2 separate regions of the Homo sapiens genome follow, and region 2 is linked to region 1. A link is a contact called in ENCODE Hi-C or POLR2A ChIA-PET data. All regions are on one chromosome and are shown on one strand. The core of a region is the stretch at or near the end of the contact, and the rest is flanking DNA. Distances in the headings are between cores, read along the strand shown.

Region 1 (3,397 bases), core at 484-2,983:
GAGGGTGAAGATATCAAGCTTCAGAGCTGTCAGTTCCAAGGTGGAGGACTGGCTCAACAGGAAGGTCTAGTAACACAGGGTGGTGGTGGGGCGGGGGTGGCTCTGCTATCTGCACACGAGTAGGAGAAGCCAAGGAAACTCTGGGCTTTATCACAGCTTAAAAAAAAAAAAAGTCCCATAGCATAAAAATGCAAAGAATTTATCAATAGTGAAGTTCTGTGAATGATCATGAAATAAGCTTTCTTTTAAAAAGATTTTCTATAAGAGAAGAAATACATATTTATTATAAAGTTAAAAAAATAGAGAAAGGTATAAAGATGACAACAACATCACCAAAGCTCCATCATCCAGAGATAACCCACAGATAACATTTTGGTATATTTGCTTCAGTTTATGTTTTATTAAAAATAAAAAGGCATTAGTTTCTCCAAGGTGGGGCAAATAAAAAAATAAAAAGACAAAAATCAAAACATTATTGATTTTTGTTTTAGTTTCTTCTAAACTTAAATAAATTGCATATGTATTTTATAATATTTTCTGATGTCTTGAGGATGTATGTGTCAACAACATTTTTATTGGTGGCAATATATTTTATTAAATTAATATATCAAAATTTATGTAAACATTCCCTTACTGTTTGGCAGTAAATGGGCTTCATTTTTTTTGTTATAAATAATAATGAGGCAAAAATGTAAGCATTCAAACCTGCTTATGTCCCCGACAATTTCTGATGATAAATTCCTAGAAGTAGAATGACTAGATCGCTTACACATTTTCTATGATTTCTCTGCGTAGCTCAGTGACTCTATTATCTCTCCTGCTAAACTCAGTTTCTTACAAAACAAAATACAATGAAACTTTGCTAAATAAATAGACAAAAGTAGTATTGGCATACATTTATCCTATGATGGGTGATAAAATGAAGATCCAAAAGCTTTTGGCAGGCTGGAACAGCATCTCAGATGTTTCCAATGACAATTCTTAGGGATATGGTCTGGCATTTAGAGTCACCAGACCAAACGAGTGAAGTACAAGATGAAAGAGATGTGACATAACAACAGGCAAGAGGAGTCATGTGAATCAAAAAAAAAAAAAAAAAATGCTCACTATCTTTGGCCGTAATAATAAAAGTATAGAGTCCAGAACAGGAGGATGATGGTCCTGCTCTGCTCTGCGTGGTCAGAGTCACCCTCAGTACTTGGCCCCACACAGTAAAGGAAACACTAATAAATAGCCCCTGCTCAGAGGAGAGATCAGAATAACAAGAAATAACCTATGTGATCTCACTTTTCTGTATTGAGACTTGGTAGCCATGTCTATGTTATGTGACGCAGGCCCCTGCCCAGGGTTGGCTAATCCCAGGTAGGTCTTCAGAATCTCAATAGGAAGTTGAAATTGACATGAAAGTCACCAATGAGTTACGTGAATGGCAGGACTGCAGTAGGAGGACGCTGACTCCTGCTCTGAATCCCAGCAACTTCCTTCTCAGGTTGGAGATGTTTAATTCCTCTTTTGATTCTATGAGACATCTCAGGTAAAGCTCACCAGAGCCTGTTTCTGTAACTTGCAACTGAAGTATTAATAGAACTGTGCTAGTACACTACGGAAATGTTGAAACAACCATGGTGTTTATTTTGGAGGAGAAAAGACTTAGAGGGAAACATAAGAGCTGTGGGCAAATATTTGAAGGACTGGTCACCGAGAAGCCGAGTCAGGCTTGTTTCACAAGGCCTCAAATGGCAGAACTAGAAAGGTGCAGGGTCCATTGGATTTCCTCAAAGATCGGAGTTGCCTTGGGAAAGAGAGCGTTCTCAGTGCAAATGTCCACATGTTTTTGTGCAACCTCATGACGACTCTTGTAGAGGCATTCGAGCATTAAATGTTACTGCTTTCAGAGCGCTCCTCTGGTCTGGGCAACCACCCTTGTTCATCCCTTTAACTTTTATTTAAGGTACCCTTGGAAGGCCATTCCTGGGATTTGGGTGCCCCTGGGGCAATGAGGTCAAAGACATATACAGAAGGTCCACAACTGACCATGGTTTGACCTAAGATTTACGATGGTGCAGAAAAAATATGTGTTCAGTAGAAACTATACTTCAGAATTTGAACTTTGATCTTTTCCAGGGCTGGTGATAATATAGTACAATGCTCTCTCATGATGCCAGGCAGGGGTAGTGAGCAGCAGCTCCAGTCAGCAACAAAGTCATGAGGACAGACAACTGATACTGTGCTCTACAGTGTACTGTGTTCAATAAATTACACGAGATATTCAACACTTCATGATAAAATAGGCTTAGGTGTTACATGATTTCACCCAACTGTAGGCTAATGGAAGTGTTCTCAGCACGTTTGTGGTAGGCTAGGCTAAGCTATGGTGTTCAGTAGGTTAGGAGTATTAAATGCATTCTCTACTTATGATAATTTCGGCTCACGATGGGTTTACAAGACGTAGCCGCATAAGTCAAGGAACATCTGTACTCTTGGAAGTCACTCTCTTTGGAGACTTCAGGAAAATAGCAAGCAGTTGATTACATCGTTCTAAACATTCTATCATTGTTGATTAAATTAAATTCAGTACAGGATGTTTTTATACTTTAAAGATATAAGCCAAATAGTCTGTGAATTTTGGGGTGGTTTGCTTTGCCTGCTTTGATTATCTTCTGTATGTCAGGAGAGCTGACAAAATTGTTTGCCTTTCTGCCTCCGATACGTTTGCCTACTCCAACCTCCTGCATACTCTTTCTAACAGATGATTTTGTTCCCAGCGGGTCTGAATCGAATCCCAACAGAAGGAAGAGCAGCGCCACCTACTGGGCACGGATTCTCGAGCTTTTTATTCTGAGTATTTACTCCTGTTCTTGGGAGACAACCCCGTTAAAAGTCGCATCACAGAACCCAAATGACATAATCTGAGTCCCCAGTGACATTCTGGAAGAATCTGGAATAATTAAATATCCCACCATTAGTTGGATGGGGCTTCTGAGGTTTGCTTCCAAAGGGAAAGAGACTTAATAAAACAGGCTTCTCCAACAATCCATTATTCTCCAGGTTTACAAAGGCTACCCACCAGTTGGTCAGGCTTTGAGAGCATTTTGGAAGGATCCCGAGTTTTTCTGAAAAAGGAACCATATTTTCTAAAAATCTACAACCTTATTTAAAGCATCTTGAAGAAATACAAAATACAGACACAAGATGGACCAAATGTTAATGGCTTAATTTAACCCATAAGCCTTCCCAAAACTCAAAGAAGTGTTTGGATCTGGTGAGGATCTTGCTTGGCTAGGCAACCTTGCTTGCTTAGTTGTTCTTTCAGTTTAGCTAACATATGAGAGAGGAAAGTGTACAAACAGACCTCTTGTCTTGAGCAGCTGCCTGTCAGCCAGTTGATGAATTGTCT
Region 2 (3,397 bases), core at 458-2,957, 190 kb before region 1:
CATTTACCACATGACTCAGCAATGCTATTCCCACCTACGAGAGAAATGAAAACATATGTCCACACAAAGACCGAATATTTATAGAAGTAGCATTTGTAATTGTGGAAAAAGTAAAACAGAAATGTTTGTCAACTAGGTAAATAATCTGTGGCAATTCCATATAATGGAATACTACCCAGCAATAAAAAGGAATAGCAAGCTGATCCATGGTGAAGCATGGATGAAGCTCAAACACATTTTGTTAAGTGAAAGTCAGACAGAAAAGACCACACATTATATGATTCCATTCCTTTTTTTTTTTCTTTTTTTTAAGAGACAGAGTCTTTCTCTGTTGCCCAGGCTGGAGTGTAGTGGCACCATCATAGCTCTCTGCAGCCTCAAACTCCTGGGCTCAAGTGATCCTCCCACCTCAGCCTCCTGAGTAGCTGGGACTACAGGTGTGCATCACCACACCCAACTAATTTTTGTATTTCTTGTAGAAACAGAGTCTCTGTGTTGCCCAGGCTGGTCTTGCACTGCTGGCCTCAAACGTTCCTCCGGCCTGTGCCTCCCAAAGTGCTGGGATTACAGGCATGAGCCACCACGCCTGGCCAGGATTCTATTTCTAAGACACATCCAGAAAAGGTAAATTTATAAAGACAAAAAGTAGATTGGTGGTTGTCCAGGGCTGGGAACGCTAACAGGAAGTAATTGCAAATGCCATAAAGGATCTTTCTGGGGTGAGGGAAATGTTCTAAAACTAGATGGTGGTGATGACAGTAAAATTCTGTTAATTTACTAAAAGTTGTTGAATTGTATACTAAAATTAGTGAATTTTACAGAAAGTAAGTTCTAACTCAGTGAAGTTGTTCTTAAAAAGATCCAGTGGCCTGGGCACGGGAGGCTCACGCCTATAATCCCAGCACTTTGGGAGGCAGGGGTGGGTGGATCACAAGGTCAAGAGATGGAGACCATCCTGGCCAACATGGTGAAACCCCATCTCTACTAAAAATACAAAAATTAGCTGGGTGTGGTGGTACATGCCTGTAGTCCCAGCTACTTGGGAAGCTGAGGCAGGAGAATCACTTGAACCCAGGAGGTGGAGGTTGCAGTGAGCTGAGATCACACCACTGGACTCAGGCCTGGTGACAAAGCGAGACTCAGTCTCAAAAAAAAAAAAAAAAAATCCAATGAAGTCTGAGCATGGTGGCTCATGCCTGTAATCCCAGCACTTTGGAAGCCCGAGATGGGCGGATCACCTGAAGTCAGGAGTTCAAGACCAGCCTGGTCAACATGGCGAAACCCCGTCTCCACTAAAAAATACAAAAATTAGCCAGGCATGGTAGCGGATGCCTGTAATCCTAGCTACTACTCGGGAGGCTGAAGCAGGAGAATCGCTTGAATCTGGGAGGCGGAGGTCGCAGTCAGGTGAGATCGCACCACTGTACTCCAGCCTGGGCAACGGAAGGAGATTCTGCCTCAAAAAAAAAAAAAAAACAAAAGATCCGATTCAAAAAGCAAAAGGGAGACCCATATACAAAGGAATTGGTTATGAAAAATATCTTTAGAGTGAGTAAGAGAACAGGTTCTATTCATGGCTATATTTAATCCCTGTTGTTAACCTAGAAAGAATGAATTGCCAGAAGTTGGCTTACTACATATTCATTGGTTCTTTGACTCAGTTTTGAAATAAGGAAACTTGGACTCTCACATTCTGGAATGTTGGAGACGTCATTTACAATGATCGCAGTGGTGTCACTTGGCTTGTGAATCTCTTTCCTTACCCAGGCATCCAGTGTCTTAATACTTTTCAGAATAAGGAATATATAAATATGTTAATGACATAGATTCTGTGAACTCTGATGCCCTAGAAGGGAGTGGAAGGAAAGTCCAGAAATTATTTCTGCTGTCCCAACTATCATATTTGGACATTACTCAAACACTGTGTATTCAAAAAAAGGATTTTTTTTTTGTCTGCAGTCCAACAGAGAGGGGGTGCTGGCTCACATGAAGGTAGGCCTCCCATTTCCTTGAGCAGAACGCTGTGGCCTGGTACTCCAGTAGTGGATCCATAAGTGGTCTGATCAACAGGGCACAGCCTTCCCTCCTACCCTCCCCACCCACTCCAACCAGGTCATTCTGGTAATAGCTACTCCCCTAGAGGTGGAAATGTCTCCTCATCAGGGCTATTCAGAGACTCTGGGGTTTTTAGAGTTGGGGGAGGGGAGGTAGACCTTCCTCTCTGGGTGAGAATTGGGAAACCAGGAGCCTGGTAGCTGCCCAAGACCCAGTTCTAGCTGGTTTGAGAGAGGGGACAGAGGCAGGGGTGGGAATGGGGTTGAGGGGTGCTGATTCCAGGGATCCCTGAGGCCCTGCTATAGCCACACTCTTTTGGCACAGGATGTGGGGTCACATAAGGCAAGGCACGCCCCTTCTAGCCTAAGCTATTTCAAGTTGGGTCTCTGACACTTGCCCTCGGGCACCAAAGTATTTGTCAGTACTCTTAGGTTGCAAGTGACAGAGACCCAACTCAGATGCCACAGTAAAAGAGGTGCCTAGATCTTCAACAGCACAATTGCAGGTTGCATTTCGGTCTGCTCAGCCCATTCCTGAAGTCAGCAGCTAAATTTACTTCACGAAGCTACAGAAGTGAAATATATAATAGGATGACCTACAATGTCCCCTTTGAATCTGCAGGTTAAGGAGGGCATGTTTATCATTCACTTGTTTGGCTATTCACTGCTTGTGGATCTGTCCTGCCCCATTGCCCTCACACAGCCTCACCTCATAAGTCCTCCATTCATTACCCTCCTCTAACATCAGTGCAGTCACTGAAGGAGACCTTGCTGGCAATTCAAGTGTGAGTCTTCTGGGCTATTTCCATTCTGAAAGTAAGTACTGCTCTTTGGGTCTCCTATAGAAACCAGGCCAACAATGAAAACAATCACAATTAACTATAAGTGAATAGCATTAAATGATTTTTAAACCCTCAAGAAATAAAAAGCCACTGTAACAGCTGGGTCTAAGAGGAAATGGTGCTTGGGGTCTGGAAATAGCATTGGACCCTATCTTCTCTGCTCTCCTGGGACTTGACTCCACAGAACTGAGGGAGTACAAAGGAGGGAAACAAGGAAGCTTGTTTCCCTTGAGTACAGGCTAAGGAGGAATAGGAAAAACAAAACCTTCAGGATAGGCAGAAACAATGTGAGAAGGACAGACGGTGGGGAAGTTTCCCTGGGGTATGGGGTGAGAAGGGGTGCTGGGGCTCAGCTGGACCAGTAGACCTCAATGCCTAATGATGAATAGCAGTTAATCCTTGAATAGTGGTGAAGGTATGATATGAAAACACACTGTCACCCTAATTTATTCTAAACAAGACACCTGGAAGAGATACCACCTAACCAAGGCATCACTCCCC

The links. A loop is a pair of places that touch in the nucleus more often than their neighbours do. ChIA-PET counts read pairs that join two places held with the same protein, here RNA polymerase II (POLR2A). Pooled maps may share reads with other maps.
Region 2: a pooled map shows a loop between it and region 1 (5-fold over the local background). The contact joins two enhancer-like sites. A Hi-C loop is called at or near these places in 3 of 168 maps with a recorded cell type or tissue (Caco-2, ascending aorta and endothelial cell of umbilical vein) and 8 of 50 pooled maps. POLR2A ChIA-PET finds 5 or more read pairs at or near these places in 1 of 52 experiments (PC-9).

Annotation. Positions count from the first base shown.
Region 1 is chr5:34,485,772-34,489,168 of GRCh38, reverse strand. No RefSeq gene overlaps it. Among named protein-coding and RNA genes, the nearest start is that of RAI14-DT, 170 kb to the left of the region's middle. RefSeq lists an enhancer at 2,724-2,883. Within about 2 kb of position 1,733, at least 14 of the 41 ENCODE cell types and tissues checked have a DNase peak (open chromatin) inside an H3K27ac peak, as active enhancers do; they include PC-9 and ascending aorta, where a contact is called at or near this core.
Region 2 is chr5:34,672,666-34,676,062 of GRCh38, reverse strand. The region is part of intron 1 of RAI14 (retinoic acid induced 14); the gene reads right to left. Among named protein-coding and RNA genes, the nearest start is that of RAI14, 18 kb to the right of the region's middle. Within about 2 kb of position 1,707, at least 6 of the 41 ENCODE cell types and tissues checked have a DNase peak (open chromatin) inside an H3K27ac peak, as active enhancers do; they include PC-9 and ascending aorta, where a contact is called at or near this core.